Regions from separate parts of the Homo sapiens genome. Here region 2 is linked to region 1. A link is a loop called in an ENCODE intact Hi-C map of the cell type or tissue named here. Cell type or tissue: GM12878. All regions are shown on one strand. Region 1 holds the start of MYOCD (myocardin). Region 2 has its middle 150 kb from the start of LINC00670.

Region 1 (5,000 bases):
CCAGAGAGTAAGCTCTAGGGCTAACCCCTCTAATGTGTTTTCAGCAACAGGGGATGGGGCAGAGGCCGGGACCAGGACATTAGAGGTTGTCCCCATGAGCTATTGTCACCTCGGGTCTCCATCTGTCACCGACTGATCTTTTAAGGACTCGTAGTATGCAGGCAGGCTTGTGTGTAATAGACGACACCCGGGGTCCACGTGCATATGAAGTTGCAAATAAGCCCTAATTATATACGTATACAGAGTGGTTTTTATGTTCTGAGCCACCAACTATTTAACGGGCTTCTTGAGAGATGGGTCTTTGTTTTATTTCATTGATCCATGTGCCTATAACACCTCGGCCAGATGCACAAATAACTCTGGGTCGGTTACGGAATGGATTTTCCCCTAAGGAGAGACTCATTCGCAGGCAAAGTTTTTGAGCCTTCCCAAGCTAAGCCCAGCCCGAGCTCTGACTTGCCCCCTGCTCCAGAGCCCCTCCCTATTTAGAGCCCAGTAGGTTTTTCACTCCAACTCAGGTATCTTTTCCCATTCCCTCGGGGTTGTGAGGTGGGAGCGTTGTGTCGCAGCTGGATCTCCAGATGCGCCGTGTCACATTTGTCCCCCCAAAAAGCATATCCTAGAAAATGAAAGCCTTTCCATTTCCCCGTGGAAATGCATCTAAGTCCAGTATTGGAGCTGCGAGATACAGAATCGTCTCTGCCAGTGCCCTGAGCCCCTCAAACCGAGGGGAATGCGTGGGCTTCGGTCCGTCGGAAGCTTTTCTTCTCAGGGGTCCAGCTTATTTCCAAATTGCCCCGCGTGAACTGTCCCGCGGGCGCGCACGCCCTTTCGCGCAGCCTTTGCAGCCGGCTGGCGGGAGATCCCGGCCGCTTCCCTTTCGCCGGCAGAAGCCCGGCCGGGGAAGCCCCGGCTGCGCACGCCCATCCCCAGGACCTCGGAGCTCCCAGCGGCTGCCGCAGCCCCGCGAACCACCTGCAAGCCCCGCGGCGTCGCAGCCCTTCCTTCTTTCCTCCGGGCATCCGCTCTTTAGCTCGCGCCCCTCTCCCAGATTCCCGACCCCTGGCCCTGCTCCCGCCCTCTGTGCCTCGGCGGCTGCGGGGCCCGCCGCAAAGAGTTAAGAGCCGGTTCCCGAGACGGCTTCGGCGGCTCCGGGTCCCCAGACCCCGCTCGCCGCTCCTGATTGGCTGAGCGCCTGTCAGTAGTAAAGGGTATCAGATGGCAAAGTTGGGACCTTCATAAAGGCGTGGTGGCGATTCTCCGCAATCGCCGGCAGCCTATGACATCAGACAGGAACGCCTGGGATGCCGCGCTGCTCCTGGCCAACCTCCGAGGAGGAGGAGGGTCCCGCCGGCTAAGAGTTAATTAGCCCCGCACGGCGAGGGGGGAGGCGCCAGTTTTCTGGGGACACTGGCTGCCACTGTACTCCTACCCAGGGGAGCTCACGGAGAGTTGGATGAATTCTGGGTTGTTAGCTGCGGTCAGCTGGGCTCCCGGGAGCCTGTTGCTGGTGGAGAACAGGGGGCGCCTGGCCAAGGGACCAGCGGCTTGCTGAGACTCAACATGACACTCCTGGGGTCTGAGCATTCCTTGCTGATTAGGAGCAAGTTCAGATCAGGTAGGGCTAAGGCATTTAGCATTCCTTCTTAAACTTTCCTCTTCTGCAATTCTCAACTCTAGAACTGCTTTCCAATAAATGTTTCAAAGCCTGCCAGGTCTACCTCAACTTTGTTCCCCAAAAGCACATTGTGGAAGCGAAGAGTTTTGTTTGACTTTGGGGGCCTTTCGTGTCTTCCGTTGTAAGTGCTTTGGGTGGTCGAGTGTGGTTGTTCATCTGTGAAAAGGCCAATCCTTTTATTTTATTTTCTCTGCATCTATGAATAGAAATTTTGGAGGGGTACATTCAGAGGGAGCAACTTTGGAAATGAACAAATAAGGGATTTCAAGTTTGGAAGCTGCGTAGTATCGGTTATAATCGCTGAGAAGATGAACCTGATGTTGTGTGTTAGGTACAGGGGTCACTTAAAATGTAGCTAATCCAAACAAATGTATTTCCCAAAAAAAGTCACTTGGGGGAAGTAAAAATAGCAAATTTGGAGCACACCAAGTATTTAAAATGACATCACTGTAGAAAAAAAAAGAAAGCCCAGTGCCACAAATATTTTTTCCCAAACCATCTGATATTTATAAATAGAGAATTTCCCCCAAAATTTCTGTGTTAGTGGCACATGGAGAAACTTCTCAAAGGACGCTGAGTGGAGGTGAGTGGAAGGGAGAGACGGGAGCTCTAACCGCTTCTCCAGAAGGGCTTGTACACGCGCCCATGGAAGGTGTCTGTGTGGGTCTCCACGTTTAGACAAAGCAACACTTGACTTCTGAAGTTATTTTTCAGTAGCTCTGTGTATAATGTTGGTTTTAGAAAACTGGTTAACAACACACTCAACAATGTAGGACTTCTACTTAGATTGATGACTTTTAGGAGAACTCTGATGTGAACATTAGACATAACAGGTGTCAGAAAGATGCTGGCATAGGTTGCTAAGCTAAAGTTTCCTTAGCCCTTCTACATGGGGCCAACTCAGTTGTTTCACTTGGGATGGATGGTTCAAAAAGGAAAAATGTAGATGCTGGGAGGTAAGGTTCATCTGTGACTTTCTTAGATGCCCTTGGTTTTTAGATGCCTGTGGAGTCAACTGGAGATTTTCTTAGGATCTTCATTGTTGATGCAAGTTGAAAACTCAAGAGCTTAGGCGGTCACAAGTCTCACTGCCCCTGAAGCTCTGGGATGAGTCCGCCAGCCACTGGGGTCGGCAGTGGATTAAGTCCTTCCTTTCCTTTCCATGGTGAGGTGAGGCGGTTGATCTGTTAACCAGCTAGAGACCTCACCACTGCGTTGTATTCGGTCAAAACTGTAAGGCAACACTGCCACCTTTCTGAAGAAGAGAGGATGTAGATTTGTTTTCTATGAGGCTGCATTCATTTCAAATGCTTCCTTGCCAGTTTAAATGTGGAGGGTCTGGGGGTGCTGGTTTGTCTCTAAAAGGATCTGGTGATGTACTTGATAGTAGACTTGCAAAACGCTTATCAATCCCTCCTTCAGCTAAAGTGCAGTGGAGAGGGAAGTCAGTTTTTGCCACACTCCCAACTTCCATCTCAGTGGATTTGTGGAGTCCTGGTGTCTCCTAAGTAGACCCTGAAGACCCTGATCCTGGAGCTTCAGAGAATTCCAGCCTCACTTTTTTTAAAGTTGTGCAGGCTTTTGTGTCATAAGGAAAGGTAGCTTCGGGAAAACATGATATCACAGCAGAAGCAGGCATCCTTAATCCTCCCGTCATTGATAAACAGGGAATCTGGAGTCTGAGATGCAAACATTGATAGTCTCTTGACAGACAAGAGAAAAAAAACAAGTGGAATGTAAAACTTAGAAAATGTAATGTTTGAATGGAGGTTATTCTTTCTGGATGTAATTACTACTATGGCTGTGCCAGCACTGAGGTCGCAGCATGCTAACAAGAGGGCCTCTCTTTAAGAGAATGTCTTTTATTTTGTCACCAACAGTGAATAAGGGCCTTGACTTTATTTTGATTTCTCTCTCTCTCTTTCACTGTTTTCCCTTCTCTTTCATCATCTTCTTCTCCTCCTTCTCTTTCAAAAGCAACTCAAACAGTAAACTCATAAAACTGTTTCTATCTCACTGCGAATATTTGCTTTGATAGTAGATCGTGGTATTATGTATTCCATTAAACATATTTCAAAAAATAAATGCAACAGAACCATTCTCTGATTACAGCAACAGACCCACTGTGACGGGGTTTATTTATAGGTGAGCAGATAACTGCTTTTACTCTGAAATCATCATCGATGTCAACCATGGCCGACCAACTTTCTATAAGCTGTATTTGAGTGACCTCGTGATTAAGGACAAAATTGTGCTACAGCAGCAGTAAGCTCTGAAAGTTTACATGTATGAACATGTTTAGTGATATAAACTCATTTGAGAAGCCAAAGGGTGTCCTGGTTGAGTGCGTGGGTCTCGGGGGCCAGACTAGCTGGGTTTTTCATAGTGGTCTCTGCTTACTAGCTACATGACCCTGAGCGTTAGGTAAATTACATAATTCTCTGTGCCTCAACTTGCCTCACCTGAATAAAGAGGATGACTATAGGGTCATTGTGAGAATTAAATGTGAAGTAGAGAACTTCGAAAATGCCCAGGCCTTAGAAGGCTCTTACAAAACATTTTTCTATTATTAATATTGATGTGCAGTGGGACCGGCGGTTGGTCAGTTTCTCTGTCTCAGTTATTTAATCGGTAAATGTTGAGGTTGGATTAGGCAATGTCTTAGACCCCTTTGGTAACATTTTATCATTCTCTGAAAACACATAAAGATTGACTGGGAACAAGTGTAACTGTGATTGTGCTGTGTGGCAATTGTGTGTGAAGGAGAGGCAGTTTTACATGAATGTAGTAATTTGTGCTGATTTTAAACTAATCACATTTTTACAGTTTTTAATCTTCTCATGTTGTTTATTCAATATCTAATCAGTGTCACTATCAACAGTTCTCCTCCATATCAATCCTTGTGTCCTACAAAACACACAGGGAGGTACGTATGTGTGCCACACACAGGCACACACAGCCCTCAGACATAAAGGATCAAAAGTGGAGAGAGAGATCCATGAATGGATGTTGCTTCTAAAGAATCATTGTGTTTCTTTTGCTTCTCTCTCTCTCTTTCCCACTTCCCCATCTTAAACCGCGCAAACAGAGGCAAAGTCTGGCAATTGCCATGAACTTGACCCCACCCCCACAAATATAACCTTGTTCAGTTTAGCAAATAAAAATACAGAATGCTCAGTTCAATGTGAATTTCCAAGCAATAGTGATTACTTTTTCACTATATAGCAGTACTTGGGACATACTTTTCTCTGAAATCCAAATTTCACTAGGCCCTGTTATTCTTTTTGGCAACCCTACCTACAATCTGAGTGTTTTTTGTTGT
Region 2 (5,000 bases), 270 kb before region 1:
TTCACATGGCCATCTTCCCTCTATGGCTGTGTCCCAAGTTCCTTCTTATAAGGACACCAGCCGTTGGATTAGGGCCCACTCTAATGACCTCATCTGAACGTTATTACATCTCCAAAGACCCTATTTCCAAATAAGGTCACATTCATGGCACTGAAGATTAGGACTTCAGTATATCTTTTTGGAGGACACAATTCCATCCATAACAAACTGTCCACATTGAGCCCTGCTTTTTAATTGAAGAATTGTGATCAAATAAATAGAATGACGTTTTTGGCCCCTGAATTTTGAATTACTTTCTCACGTAGCAGTAAATAATGAACACAGCAAGTTATTTCCCTTTGATGCCTCCACTGTAAAGGCGCTGCCATTTCCTGCCCTGAATTGCAGGAAATCTTTCTTTCTGTCAGTTTTTTTTCTCCCCAGGCTATTTTTTTGTGTAGTAAATGTTGGTGTATACAGTTTTATTTCTTTCTCATTTTTATTCACTTCCAATTTTCTCCATCTCAAGCAAAGTTTCACTGGGAGTTACGTTATCTCTCTAGTATGATTATTCCAATATGACTACAAAGTCTTCTCTTCTGTTTTCTCAAGTACCAATGTTTTCCCTGTTGCCTCACATTTTTAGATCTCTGTTGAATGTCTGGCCCTACGATAGCTACAGACATTTGATTGATCTCTTCTTCCCTTCATCAGCATGCACTTCCTCCCTCACTAGAAGGATTTGACACTGGGTATTCCCTTCTCTGACAGACCCAACTCCTTTTCTTTTTATTGGCTTGGGCTGAGAACAAGGCAAGTGTGATCTGAGCCACCTCTTAAGTATAAGGAATGTGGCTTTTAAAAATGCATGCACCCAGGATTATTCTCAATTCAGATTACCTTAATTGGTGGTAAGAATTGAAGCTGGAGTTGGGTAGTTAATGAAGATGCCAGGTGGGAAGGAGTGAAATACTGGAGCCTGAATGAACCTATGGAATAATTCTTGTTAATCCATATTTTATTCCAACGTAACTTCTTTGTCACTCTTATACATCCAAATCCTGGCTTGTATCATTTCTAGTTCTGAAAATTACCTCCTTGTGACTTTTTGTATTTACCCACATCATCATCTCCTTAAAGACTCCAGCCTTGAACTCACTTCTCTTTCTCCCCACTCTTCAATCACCTTGAACCTCTGGCATTTCATCCATCTGCCCCATGCATTATTACTATATCACATCAGTCCCAACACATACACATACCCACATACTCACAGAGAGAGAATCTGGTGCCTCCAAAGGCTGACTGGTTGATCCAAAATACTACTGCTTGAAGATATTAAGAAATGAGGGTAAGAAAGAAGTGCACAATGATCCCCTAAGTCTCAGGACCAAAGGACATTCAAAAAGCAAGGAGCATGGAGCAAAAATGCAAAGGCAGGTACCTTCAATACACATCGTTCTACAGCTTTACAGGATCCAACTTTCCAGAAGGTATTATGTTTCATGAGTTCAGAATGCAGTTCTCTCTTATAAATAAACAGTTCAGTAGGCCTTGCAGTACCTGATCAATGCACCAAAAAGAACAAATAAGGGTAGAAAGAGGAGCTTAATTTCCAAGGAAGTTATATCTATTCATGTGTAGCTTATGAGAAAACTACCTTTTCCTCAATTGTATCTGCATTATCACATGTGCCCACTTTTGAAGTGGAAGAATTCTATAACGGGGTGACACTGAGATTGAGTTTTAAGGAAAAAGAATTATTCATATATTTATTCATTCATATCAACTGCTTTGTATTTGGTGCTAGATGTCTTGGGTTTGGTTTCCCAGGAGAAAATCTGAGTCAAGGATTTTGGGCAAGTTTTTTTATTAAGATGGTTTTTTTCAGGATAACCTGAAAAGGTAGTTGGATTCTGGCACTCCCCGATAAAGTCAGTGGAGATTATAGAATTCCCCAAGCCAGGAAGTTTTCTTTGTGTTCTAAAGAGGCAAGGAGAGAAATGGACAGAGTCAAGAATCTTGGTCCAAGCTCTAGCTCTGGCTCTAACCAGTGGTGGGTTAAGTTAGTTACCTCAAAAGCTTTCCAAAAAGATTTTGAAACCATTAAACAAGGTAACATACAATTTTAACAAATGGTCAGTGACAGCCTTCTATAGGGTAAGAAGATAAAGTTGCAGAACTGAAGGCTCCTGTCCTTGGGAGATTCCCAGTTGTGATAACCAGACTGGATTCTTGAGTCAGTGCAGCTGCCACATCCATCCAGTAGGGGCGCCAACTAACACAGGATTGAGATGGAAACATGACTGCTAATTCATTAAGGTTTCCACGTATGACTTTTTACATAATGGAAACGTGCTTCCTCTTGGGCTGAGGAAGATAGCACTCAAGCACAGAAATCTCTCTGATCCAGCCCCTGCCCCAGCAAGATGAGTGTTATTGAAAGAACCGAAAACTGGTTTAAAGGAAGGACCTCTAATTGCCTGGCTATGGCAACAAATAGTTGGTTTGTCCAAAGCTTTCACATGTTTGGACCTAGCCTTATGTGAGAAAACTTCCACTAGTGGGGAGCAGCTACAGCTCCAATGCATAACAGTGAGGGGCTCTAGGAAATATGAATGTTGAATTGTTAGGGAAAAAATTCTGCACCTAATCCGTCACTTCTTTGTTCACTCAACAAATATTTACTGAGTTTCTGCCAGCCGCCAGGCATTGTTCTAACTAAGCCATGCGGACACAGCAATAACTAGAACAAATATAATCCCTACCCTCTTGGAACTTACATTCTAGAGGGAAAGAGATGTTAAGTATAACAAATAAGGAAACATAACAGTGTTTCAGGTGATGATAGTGTGATGGAGAAAAAGTTGAGGTATGGAGTAAGGTTGCTTTTTTGTACAGGGTGGTCAAGGAAGGTGTCAAAGATAAGATAGTGTTTGAGATGAGCTCTGAAGGAGGTGAACCGTGCACCTCTTTTAGTGTGTGTGTGTGTGTGTGTGTGTGTGTGTGTGTGTGTGTGTGTGTGGAGTGCTCAGAGAATCAGCTAGAGTGGCTGTGGGGAATCCAGCAAGGAGGAGAGTGACAGGTTGTAGTGGTGGGGCGGGTGGTTGGAAAGGGCGGGTTATGTGGGACAATCGTTCTCAAACTTTGCTGCACGTTAAAACCACTTGTGAGGCTTTTAAAAATCCCAATATCCAGGCCTTACCCCAGATCAGATTCCCTGGGGTTGGGACCCTGAGATCAGTGGCTTTTAAAGCCCCCCAGGTCATTCCCATGTTCAACTAGGGCTGAGGACCAGCAATGAGGGGCTTTAGGTCATTGCTAGGATATTTGCTGGTTAATTGTAGGTACCAACTAGGCAGAGGTCATGGTGCCAAGATAGGTGGTTGAATATTACTCTGGACCTTTCTCTGAGGGTGTTCTTGGATGAGGTTAACATTTGAATTGGTGGACTTTGAGTAAAGCAGGCTGCCTTCTGTACTGCAAATGAGCCTCATCCAATCAGCTGAAGGCCTCAATAGAACCAAAGGCTGAGCTCCCACAAGTTAAAGGGAATTCTGCGGCAGACATCGTTTAGACTTGAACCATAGCATTAGCTCTCCCCTAGGTGTCCAGTTTGATGGACCACCCTGCACATTTGGACTTGCCAGCCTCCATAATTGTATGAACCAATTCCTTAAAATAAACCTCTTGGCTGGGCGCGGTGGCTCGAGCCTGTAATCCCAGCACTTTGGGAGGCCGAGGTGGGTAGATCACGAGGTCAGGAGTTCAAGACCAGCCCGACCAATATGGTGAAACCCCATCTCTACTAAAAATACAAAAATTAGCCAGTGCGGTGGCAGATGCCTGTAATCCCAGCTACTCGGGAGGCAGAGGCAGGAGAATCGCTTGAACCTAGGCAGCAGAGGCTGCAGTGAGCCGAGTTCGCACCACTGCACTCCAGTCTGGGTGACAGAGTGAGACTCTGTCTCAAAAATAATAAAATAAAATAAACCTCTTTCTCTACATATATGTAATCTGTTGGTTCTGTTTCTCTGGAGAACCCTCACTGATACAGGAAGGTTATAGAGGTGGGATAGAATCTGCTTTAAATACATCTCTGGTTGCTGAGATAAACTTTTTGTAGAGGGGTACTATGATTTGGATATGGATTTCTTGTGTCCACCAAAGCTCATGTTGAAATTTGGTCTTCAGTGAGTGGTGCTGGGAGGTGGGGGCCTAGTGGGAGGTGTTGGGTTTGGGGGCGGATCTCTCAAGAACGGCTTGGGTTGTTCTGTGATAGTGAGTTCTGGCTCCAGGATTAGTTCCCACAAGAGTGGGTTGTAATAAAGCCCAGAGACGTGTCAGGTTTGGCCCCTCTTTGCCTGTGTTCGATTTCCCTTTGGACTTCTTTACCATGTTTTGATGCAGTTCAAAGTCCTTCACCTGAAGCCGAGCAGATGCCAGCACCACGCGTCTTGTACAGCTTGCGGAACTGTGAACTAAATAAACCACTTTTCTTTATAAATGACCCAGCTTCCGGTATTCTTTTATGGAAACGCAAAACAAAGTAAGAAAGGAGGTCGAGGGTCAAAATGGGGAAACCACTTGGGAAGACATTGCAATAACCAGTCAAGAGTTAATGGTGGCCTAGACGCAGCTAATAACAGGAGGTGATGAGAAATTGTAGGATTCCGTATTCTCTATTAAGGTTGTGGCATCAGCATTTGCTGTTGGATATATGACAGGTTTGCTACAATCTATTTTGGAGATCTAGGGCTTCATCAAATCAACTGTTAGTTTAGTCACTTGTTTTATTTGATTCAGATCACATGAAACCAGGGAGAAAAGGGCCGTAAGTGTTAAAAGACACATGCAGTAAAGCGAAAGTCTGATCCTTAGAGAATTCTGGCCTCAACCAAACAATTCAAACGTTTTCAAACATGCTGGAATAAGCAAGAAACAAAACATACTTTGACAGATAATTTATTTCTAAACTATATGGATCTGAAGTGTAACTGAATCCAGCTGTTTCTCCTCCT

Evidence for each region. A loop is a pair of places that touch in the nucleus more often than their neighbours do. Peaks named below come from ENCODE experiments on the same cell type or tissue, not always from the same donor. Only the 100,000 strongest peaks of a DNase experiment are listed, where the experiment ranks them.
Region 2: it touches region 1 in a loop (4-fold over the local background); 3 of 110 quality-filtered maps call a loop at or near these places.

Annotation. Positions count from the first base shown.
Region 1 is chr17:12,664,626-12,669,625 of GRCh38, forward strand. MYOCD (myocardin) reads left to right here and starts at 1,265. Exons shown (of 14, transcript NM_001146312.3): 1 at 1,265-1,618. The coding sequence starts at 1,564. In GM12878, a CTCF peak has its summit at 2,934; a DNase peak (open chromatin) is centred at 2,924; H3K4me3 peaks cover 975 bases; H3K27me3 peaks cover 342 bases.
Region 2 is chr17:12,393,707-12,398,706 of GRCh38, forward strand. No RefSeq gene overlaps it. Among named protein-coding and RNA genes, the nearest start is that of LINC00670, 150 kb to the right of the region's middle. In GM12878, a CTCF peak has its summit at 2,255; a DNase peak (open chromatin) is centred at 2,278.